Linked DNA regions of Homo sapiens: region 2 is linked to region 1. The links are chromatin contacts, found by Hi-C or POLR2A ChIA-PET in ENCODE. All regions are on one chromosome and are shown on one strand. The core of a region is the stretch at or near the end of the contact, and the rest is flanking DNA. Distances in the headings are between cores, read along the strand shown. Region 1 holds the start of ZNF879 (zinc finger protein 879). Region 2 overlaps FAM193B-DT (FAM193B divergent transcript).

Region 1 (4,605 bases), core at 1,498-3,997:
TGATCACACTACTGCACTCCAGCCTGGGCAACAGAGTAAGATCCTGTCTCTTAAAAAACAAAACAAAACGAATCATCTTAAAAAAGCTTACTAGAAAATTCTAAAAGATCAATAAGCAAAACAACAAGAAGTGCTCATCTAACTTTCTACCACCAGAAAAAGTTAACTTTTTGCTATGTCTCTTCAGGTGATTTTCATGCAAATATGGTTCTATATTTAAATAAAAATAAAATCACATTATACAAATAACAGCATCCTGGTCACCACTGTTTACATGCTGCCCAGTAGTTCAGTGTACAGATGATCTAGTTTATGTAACTCCCCTAGCACTGGATGTTTAGGTTGTTTGCACTTTGTTCATACTCTAGAAATGCTGAATTGAGCATCCTGTACAGAATCACAAAGGCGTACAAAGCTTATCTCCTTCAGACATATTTTTCTTTCTTTGTTTTTTTTTTTTTTTTTTTGAGATGGAGTCTTGCTCTGTCACCAGGCTGGAGTGCAATGGCACAATCTCAGCTCACTGCAACCTCCACCTTCCGGGTTCAAGTGATTCTCCTGCCTCAGCCTCCGGACTAACTGGGATTACAGGAGCGCACCACCAGACCCACCACACCTGGCTTTTTTTTTTTTTGAGACGGAGTCTCGCTGTGTCACGCAGGCTGGAGTGCAGTGGCATGATCTCCGCTCGCTTCAACCCCTGCCTCCCGGGTTCAAGTGATTCTCCTGCCTCAGCCTCCAGAGCAGTTGGGACTATAGGCATGCACCACCATCCCTAGCTAACTTCTGTATTTTTAGTAGAGACCGGGTTTCACCATGTTGGTCAGGCTGGTCTTGAACTTCTGACCTCAAGTGATCTGCCCACCTTGGCCTCCCAAGGTCCTGGGAATACAGGGCCTCTCTTTTTCAAATTCCCCGTGTTAGGAAGGAATTATTTAACTCCTCCGTGTCTTTGTCCTCCACAGGGCAAAAACACCTGGATCTTTCACAAAGCTCTGGTAGTGGCAGTGGCCTGGCATTGGAGCCCCATTAAATTCTTTGTCAAAAAGCATGAGACTGGGGGCCGGGCGCGGTGGCTCACGCCCATAGTCCCAACACTTTAGGAGGCTGAGGCGGGCAGATTGCTTGAGGTCAGGAGTTCAAGACCAGCCTTGCCAACTTGTTGAAGCCTGGTCTCTACTAAAAATACAAAAATTAGCTGGGTGTGGTGGCACACATGCCTGTAGTCCCAGCTACCAGGGAGGTTGAGGCTGCAGTGAGCCATGTCCGTGCCACTGCACTCCAGCCTGGGTAACAGAGTGAGACCCTGTCTCAAAAAAGGGAAAGAAAAAAAAAAAAAAGCATGAGACAGGCTCTGAGGCAAGGGAAACACCTTCCTTCCAGAGTTTCTCAGCTACCAAGCCCTCTGGTCCTTCCCTGAGCTTCACTGGGTAGAGAAGCTCAACAACAGATGAAGAAGTTTACCACGTCTAGACCCTGAAGGCAGTTCAAGCAAAAAGAAGCCTTCACTCACCTGTACATGGGCTGGCAGCAACCTCCTTGCCATTTCTCCCTCCCTGCTGCCTCTCTTGGAGAAGGCACCTGGAATGGAGAAAAAAGCTGTGAGGTCTTTTCATCCAGCCTGCATGCCCACCCTCATTAGGCCAGACCAGGTTAGAAGCCATAAGCTGAGCACCTGCAGAGAAGGAGCCTGGAACTGCCCAGGCCAGAGGGGCCCTAAGTCCGGCCACTTAAACCAGTGTGGGAAGCAGGTTCAGAGTCACCGGGCCTGCTACCTTTCTGCCAGTGCTTTACGATAAAGACGAAAGGAGCGAAGGGATGAAGACCATCTGCCGTGCCTTAACAGGGTCAAGGGCAGAATCAGGCAAGGCTCATTCAGATAAAGTAATAGGAAATGACACAATATTCCACACATCTGCACTTGGATGTTGTTCAATACGAAAAACAGCAGTTGAAGAACTGATGCTCTTTTTTAGGAACAGCCAACCAAAAATTAGTCCTCTTTTCTTCCTCTTGTAAGATTTACTTCCTTTATCAAAAACAGTTATCAAAGCTGCTTAAAGGTAGCGTTACCCATTCTCCCTGGCCCCAAAAAAACAAGGGCGCAAGAAAACAGCATCACTAGCTAGAAATTGATTTAAAATTTAGAGAAATGGGAAGAAACGTAGCAAGTGGACATGGTTACGGTAAATAAAAAAAGAAATAGTTAAATCACTCTAGGACTGGCTGTAGGAAAACACTGCCAAACGTGCAAGACTGCCAAAAACGAGTAAATCTAAAGTTTAAACTCCGGGAAACGGAGTAGGGGGAGGCTTAAACCCACAAACACTAAGAGCGAAAAACCGCCCGGAGGGCTCCGGACCCTGAACCGAGGCGGCATTTTGCAGTTTCTGTTCTGGAGCCGTTTCCCCCGGAGTCCGGCCCAGGCTGCGGCCCAGGAGTCCAGCGGCGTCGAAGCGCCCTCCCGGCCTCCGCCAGGCCCTTCCCAGGCCACGCCCCCTCCGGGGCCGGGTTCACCTGCCGAGGCCGCCCCGGCTCGGACGCCCGGAGCCGGGGACTCGGCAGACACGCGCAGAGGCCAGCCCTCGTCCTGGTCCCGCCGCGGCAGCCGCACGCCCCGGGCCCGCCCTCACCGGCAGCCTGTACCTGGGCCCGCCTCGGCGGGGGGCGCGCAGCTCCACACCGCACAAGAGGCGAGCGGAACACCTAATTCAGAGACGTTTCCCGTCGCTGCCGGGCGCAACTGCGCCTGCGCGCCGGAGAGCCGACGGGTTTCCCTGGCTGAACCGCAGCGTTTGTCCCTCCGGACTTCATTTCCCAGACGTCGCTGCGGCACCACCACTTACGGTGTCCGAGAGAGAACCACAGCGCCGAGAGCGGAGAACGCGGTCGGGCTGTGGAGTTCGAGAAGGCTGAAGCCGAGTCCCTCAGCTTGGGCTCCAACTACTCTCCCTCCGCTAAACCACCCATTGTATTCGTAATTAGAATGACAAAAATAGTAAGACGGAAAAGTGAGTATGAATTTTTAAATCTGGAAGACTAGCCGCTGCTGATTATTCGCAGGTGGTGACAGAACTATTACAGTCCATTCTGCGATTTTAATTAAAAATGAATTATGTCTAAATTTTATAATCTCGGCCGGGCGCGGTGGCTTATGCCTGTAATCGCAGCACTTTGGGAGGCCGAGGTGGGCGGATCACAAGGTCAGGAGACCGAGACCATCTTGGCCAACATGGTGCAACCCTGTCTCTACGAAAACACGAAAAATTAGTCGGGCGTGGTGGCACATGCCTGTAATCCCAGCTATTCGGGAGGCTGAGGCAGGAGAATCGCTTGAACCTGGGAGGCGAAGGTTGCGGTGAGCTCAGATCGCGCCATTGCACTCCAGCCTGGGTGACAGAGCAAGACTCTGTCTCAAATAAATAAATAAATAAATAAATAAATTTTTGTAATCTTTACATATTTACTGGCACTCAGAGTAAAACAAAAGCATAAGCCTAGTATTTCCCTCTTCATGGCACTCACTTCTTTTGAAGTGACTTCTTTAAAACGTAAAATAAAGCCCAACTCCCAGCGCTATCATCACAACTGCATCCTCGGTGACCGGCACTGTACACGCCAAATACTATGTGCTCAGAAAGTGTTGATTTTTAAAATATCAAACATTAGCGTTTACAGAGACAAACCTAAACACAAAGGGTACTTGAAGATAGAAAATGCAGAGAGGGACTAAGAGATATCAGGTAGATAATATGAAAAAGAAATCTTGGATCACGATGTTACAACAATACAAAGATTATTGCAATGTAAAAATAATTAAATCGAACAAAATGGATGTTTTATATTGTTAAAAGATAATAATGCACATCACTAATCATTAGGGGAATGCAGATCAAAGCAGATCAAACATCCACTGCGATTTCACACTCATTAGGTTGGCTATTATAAAATTTGGAAAAAAAAGAAAACCAGAAAACAATCCTTGTGCCTTAATGGTGGGAATGTAAAATGGTAGCGCTGCGCTGGAAAACGGTATGGCAGTTCCTCAAAAAAAAATTAAATGTAGAATTAACACATGGGCAATTCCATTTCTGGACCATATGTTATTTCTATATTTAATTATTATTTTAAAATAATAATAATAAAGATATGACAGTTATAGACCATTATTGACAAAACAACATAGCATTGAGATTTACAAAGTAAAAGGTGCCAGACTGAGTACCCATGATTACCTCCCTTTTTCTCTTCATATTCTTCAAAGTAACCCCAAACACATATAATTTTCAAAGGAGCAAATCTAATGCAACTCTAGAAAAATACCATCAGAACACCAGAAATTGAGGAAACATTTGGAAGACATGCAGGAGACAAGTGCTCTGATACCCAAAATCTAATAAAAAGATTCAGAAGAAAGCAGAGAAAATGGGGAGGGGGAATAATAACAGATTGATTACATACAGAAATAGTGATAGAGATATAGCAGAAAACACATTCAAGCTGAGGAAGCCCTGAGTCTTCAGAGTAAATAAAATGTAGGGAGTTTGGCATAATGAATGAGCTAGGGTAGGGATGGCCCATAAAAAATACATCCTCGATGAAATA
Region 2 (4,605 bases), core at 973-3,472, 1.4 Mb after region 1:
TTGCCACATTTAACATAAACATGAGAAAATGATAGCCGTGCATATCCTAAGAGGAGTGATGGAGATTATGAGGAAGAAGTGGATCCATCAGTCTGCCCCCCTCAGCTCTGTTGCTAACTTTAAATGTAAAATTAGGCCAGGTGCGGTGGCTTATTCCTATAATTCCAGCACTTTGGGAGGCCAAGGCGGGCAGATCATGAGGTCAGGAGATGGCCAACATGGCGAAACCCCATCTCTACTAAGAATACAAAAATTAGCTGGGTGTGGTGGCAGGCGCCTGTAGTCGCAGCTACTCAGGAGGCTGAGGCACAAGAATCACTTGAACCCAGGAGGTGGAGGTTGCAGTGAGTCGAGATCATGCCACTGCACTCCAGCCTGGCGACGAAGTGAGACTCTGTCTCAAAAAAAAAAAAGTAGAGTTAGCTGGGTGTGGTGTCACATGCCTGTAGGCCTGTAGTCCCAGCTACTTGGGAGGCTGAGGCAGGAGACTCACTTGAGCCCAGGAGGTCGAGACTGCAGTGAGCTATGATTGTGCCACTGCACTCCAGCCTGGGTGACAGAACAAAACCTGTCTTAAAAAAAAAAAAAAGTACATGTGGCCAGGCGCAGTGGCTCATACCTGTAATCCCAACACTTTGGGAGGCTGAGGCAGGTGGATCACCTGAGGTCAGGAGTTCGAGAGCAGCCTGGCCAACATGGTAAAACCCCGTCTCTACTGAAAATACAAAAAATTAGCCGGGGATGGTGACAGGCTCCTGCAATCCCAGCTACTCCGGAGGCTGATGGAGGAGAATCGCTTGAACCCGGGAGGCGGAGTTTGCGGTGAACTAAGACCGCACCACTGCACTCCAGCTTGGGCGACAACAGTGAAACTCTGTTTCAAAAATAAAAATAAAATAAAATAAAACATGTTGAAATGATAATATTTGAAATACATTTGGATAAATAAATTATATTAATAAAATTAACTTCACCTGTTTCTTTTTTTTTTTTTTTTTTGAGACGGAGTCTCACTCTGTCACCCAGGCTGGAGTGCAGTGGCATGATCTCTGCTCGCTGCAAGCTCCGCCTCCTGGGTTCACGCCATTCTCCTGCCTCAGTCTCCTGAGTAGCTGGGACTACAAGTGCCCACCACCACACCCGGCTAATTTTTTGTATTTTTTTTTAGTAGAGACAGGGTTTCCCCGTGTTAGCCAGGATGGTCTCGATCTCCAGACCTCGTGATCCGCCTGCCTTGGCCTCCCAAAGTGCTGGGATTACAGGTGTGAGCCACCGCGCCAGGCACCTGTTTCTTTATACTTTTTTTAATATGGCTACTGGAAAATCTTCAAGTAACATATATGTCTTATTCTGTTCAAGTTGAATAGTGTTGCTCTATCTCTCCAGCCACCTCCTGAGGTCTCTCCTGTGAGCTCTGGGAGCTAGAAAGTTGACAACATGATTAAAATGAGCCTTAAGGCAGCTGGGATAGGGAATAGAGTAAGGGTTTGGATCAGACATGGATTGATTTCCAGGCTCTGAAATTCTCTAGTGGCATGCCTTCCAGTGAGACACTTACCATTTCTGACCTCGTAAATATAGTCTAAATGTTCCGTGGGACACTAAAGGCAAAGCATCGGGCACAACACCTGGCATGTAGTAGGGACTCAATCAGCAGGAGCTACTTTCCATCAGAGAGGGCGCTGCTCCAGTACTTGTTACTGTGCAAATATAACTAGACTGCAAATACAGGTCTAGACATGCCAATTTAATGGAGATCTGAGAGTTAAGAAATCTATTTCCTGGCCGGGCACGGTGGCTCACACCTGTAATACCAGCACTTTGGGAGGCTGAGGCAGGCGGATCGCCTGAGGTCAGGAGTTCGAGACCAGTCTGGTCAACATGGCGAAATCCTGTCTCTACTAAAAAATATAAAAATTAGCTGGGAGTGGTGGCAGACACCTGTAATCCCAGCTACTCGGGAGGCTGAGGCAGGATAATTGCTTGAACCCGGGAAGTGGAGGTTGCAGTGAGCCAAGATCACGCCATTGCACTCGAGCCTGGGTGACAGATTGAGACTCTGTCTCAAAAAGCAAAAAAAAAGAAAAGAAATCTGTTTCCTAAACTGGGGCAGCTTCCAAACCCCACTGGAGTGGGCCCGGGAACATCCTGCAGGAAACTGGGCAACAATTCATGTTTCAAGTTTCATGTGGCCTCAAGTGAACAAAAGATCAGTTCACAGGTGGGGCACTGGCTTTGGCCTGGTGAAAAGCAGGCAAAGATGTGTGAGCTCAGTTAGCTTTGGGAGAGTATCACAGGCAGGCAGGTGACATTTCCCTCTGATATGGCCCACTAAGAATAAGGGGGAGCAGTTTAGGGATCTTAGGCAGAATGACGTCTTCAAGTAGCCACTGAAGGGAATGATATCTGAGAAGAGAAAAATAGGACTGCTGGGTAGGGCTTGTAAAAAGTAAAGTAGAGGTTCTTCTTCAAAGACTTTCCTTCCCATCTAATTAGGAATAAATAGTAACTTCTCTTAGAAGCAAAATTTATTCAAAGACCTGTGCTAACATCTTAAATATCTGCTAGCCGTAATAAAGAAATCAATGTACTTTATGTTTTTAGCTCCCACAATTTAGCCTAAATATTTGCCCCGGCATGCTTATACTGGTCCAAGCAAGCATTAGGTCATAGCCTGTTCCTCTTCCTTATTTGAAGGTGTTTTTACCTTTCTCAGCATTCCACAAGTTACTTCCTCCTTCTTTTGTTCTCCTCTGCCTTTGCCTCTTTTAAAAAGTTCTAAGTTACTAGCCAATCAGGACAAATACAAAATGTGAGGTCCCGTTCCAGCCAATAAAAACCGGACACAGCAGGAAGGTGGACGCGTCAGGTTATAGATGACCCTGTCTCCTTTGTTCAGTGTACTCTCGTGGCAAAAGTGCTGGCGAGTGTATCCTTTCTGCAAAAAGTAAAAATGGCCTTGTTGAAGAAATTAAATTTATGTTCAAGTGCTATTTCTTTACAGCACCGAAAAACCAACATTTCTAACAGGCTGAAGGTCAAGGGAGAGATTGACCTTCTAGATCTCTCCCTTGGAGCTAGATCTGCAATGTGGCCAACCCAAAGGTTGTCTCCAAAGCCAGGAGAATAGAGCAAGCTGGATGAGGAGGTGGGCAGAATCCTGGGGAGGAAGGATGATTAGGGAGAGCTCAAAAGGAGGATGGCAGTCAGGAGAGTGGTGCCATGGCCTCCAGGGGATGTGGGTACATGAAGGCAGCAAGTGTCAGCCTTGGAGCCGTTGAGAGGGCTGATCCAGTGGAGGTGGAAGTTTCCAAGGCCCCCAAGACCTTACTCTCATGCTAATCCAGAGCAGCTTCTTGGCGTGAGGAAAACAGGAGCCAAGAGTGAAAGGGACGTGAGAATGTGTCTTCTGCTTTTTGGAAGGCAGGGAGAAAGGAAGGGCTATACCTGCAGGAGGGCCATATAGTCCATCCTCATTATTGTCATTGTCAAAAATAGGGTTGATAGGCCAGGCGCAGTGGCTCACACCTGTAATCCCAGCACTTTGGGAGGCCAAGGCAGTGGCTCACCTGAGGTCAGGAGTTCGGGACCAGCCTGGCCAACGTGATGAAACCCCGTCTGTACTAAAAATACAAAAATTAGCCAGGTGTGGTGGTGCATGCCTGTAATCCCAGCTACTCAGGAGGCTGAGGCAGGAGAATCACTTGAACCTGGGAAGTGGAGCTTCCCAGGAGCTTCGCCACTGAACTCCAGCATGGGTGACAAGAATGAAACTCTGTCTCAAGAAAAAAAAAAAAAAAAGGTTGATAGGTCATTTATATTCTTAGGCAGAAAATGTAGCAGAAACAGGATTTAAGATAACAGAAGAGAAAATAGAAGAAGCCAGGTCCTCAAAAAGGCGGGAGGAAGTGGAATCAGAACCCAGGTGGAGAGATTTATCTAGGATGGAAGGGAGTCCTTGACACCTGGGCCCGAAGGGACACAGAAAGAGAGGAGTCTGCGTCTTCTGTTCATGGCTCCACAGACATGCTGTGAAGAATCTGCTACACTGAGGAAGTCTGTAGGCAGGGACTGGGGTGTCCCACCTCTATTCTTGCCACTTTAGGAAAGAATGAGGATAGGGAATTTTTTTTTTTTTGAGACAGAGTCTTGCTCTATCACCCAGGCTGGAGTGCAGTGGTGAGATTTCGGCTCCCTGCAACTTCTGCCTCCAAGGCTCAAGCGATTCTCATGCCTCAGCCTCCCGAGTAGCTGGAAAAATAGGCATGAACCATCATGCCTGGCTAATTTTTGTATTTCTTGTAGAGATGGGGTTTAGCCATGTTGCCTAGGCTGGTATCAAACTCCCAGGCTCAAGTGATCGGCCGATCTCAGCCTCCCAAAGTGTTGGGATTACAAGCATGAGCCACTGTTCCCAGCTGGATGGGGAAAACTAAGAACCTGAAGGGAATCAGAACATGCCACCCAAAATATGCCACTTTGAGATATCAATTATTTTAAGCTAAAGGCAATTGAGACAAAGCAGATGCAGGAAGCGCTCTTTGACCTCCCACTTTCTACCTAAAAGAAGGGCATAAATTTCCCAAGAGAAAGGTGCCCTTCTTT

What was found. Hi-C counts contacts between places; a loop is a spot of excess contacts on that map. ChIA-PET counts read pairs that join two places held with the same protein, here RNA polymerase II (POLR2A).
Region 2: a map of gastrocnemius medialis shows a loop between it and region 1 (18-fold over the local background). The contact joins the enhancer-like site here to the promoter of ZNF879 in region 1. A Hi-C loop is called at or near these places in 1 of 168 maps with a recorded cell type or tissue (gastrocnemius medialis). POLR2A ChIA-PET finds 5 or more read pairs at or near these places in 1 of 52 experiments (WTC11).

The regions. Positions count from the first base shown.
Region 1 is chr5:179,021,946-179,026,550 of GRCh38, reverse strand. It overlaps ZNF879 (zinc finger protein 879), which reads right to left and starts at 2,747. Exons shown (of 5, transcript NM_001136116.3): 1 at 2,647-2,747; 2 at 1,514-1,581. The coding sequence starts at 1,546. RefSeq lists an enhancer at 2,618-3,119.
Region 2 is chr5:177,573,452-177,578,056 of GRCh38, reverse strand. It overlaps FAM193B-DT (FAM193B divergent transcript), which reads right to left. Exons shown (of 3, transcript XR_941274.3): 3 at 2,518-2,938. Among named protein-coding and RNA genes, the nearest start is that of TMED9, 16 kb to the left of the region's middle. Within about 2 kb of position 2,222, at least 2 of the 41 ENCODE cell types and tissues checked have a DNase peak (open chromatin) inside an H3K27ac peak, as active enhancers do.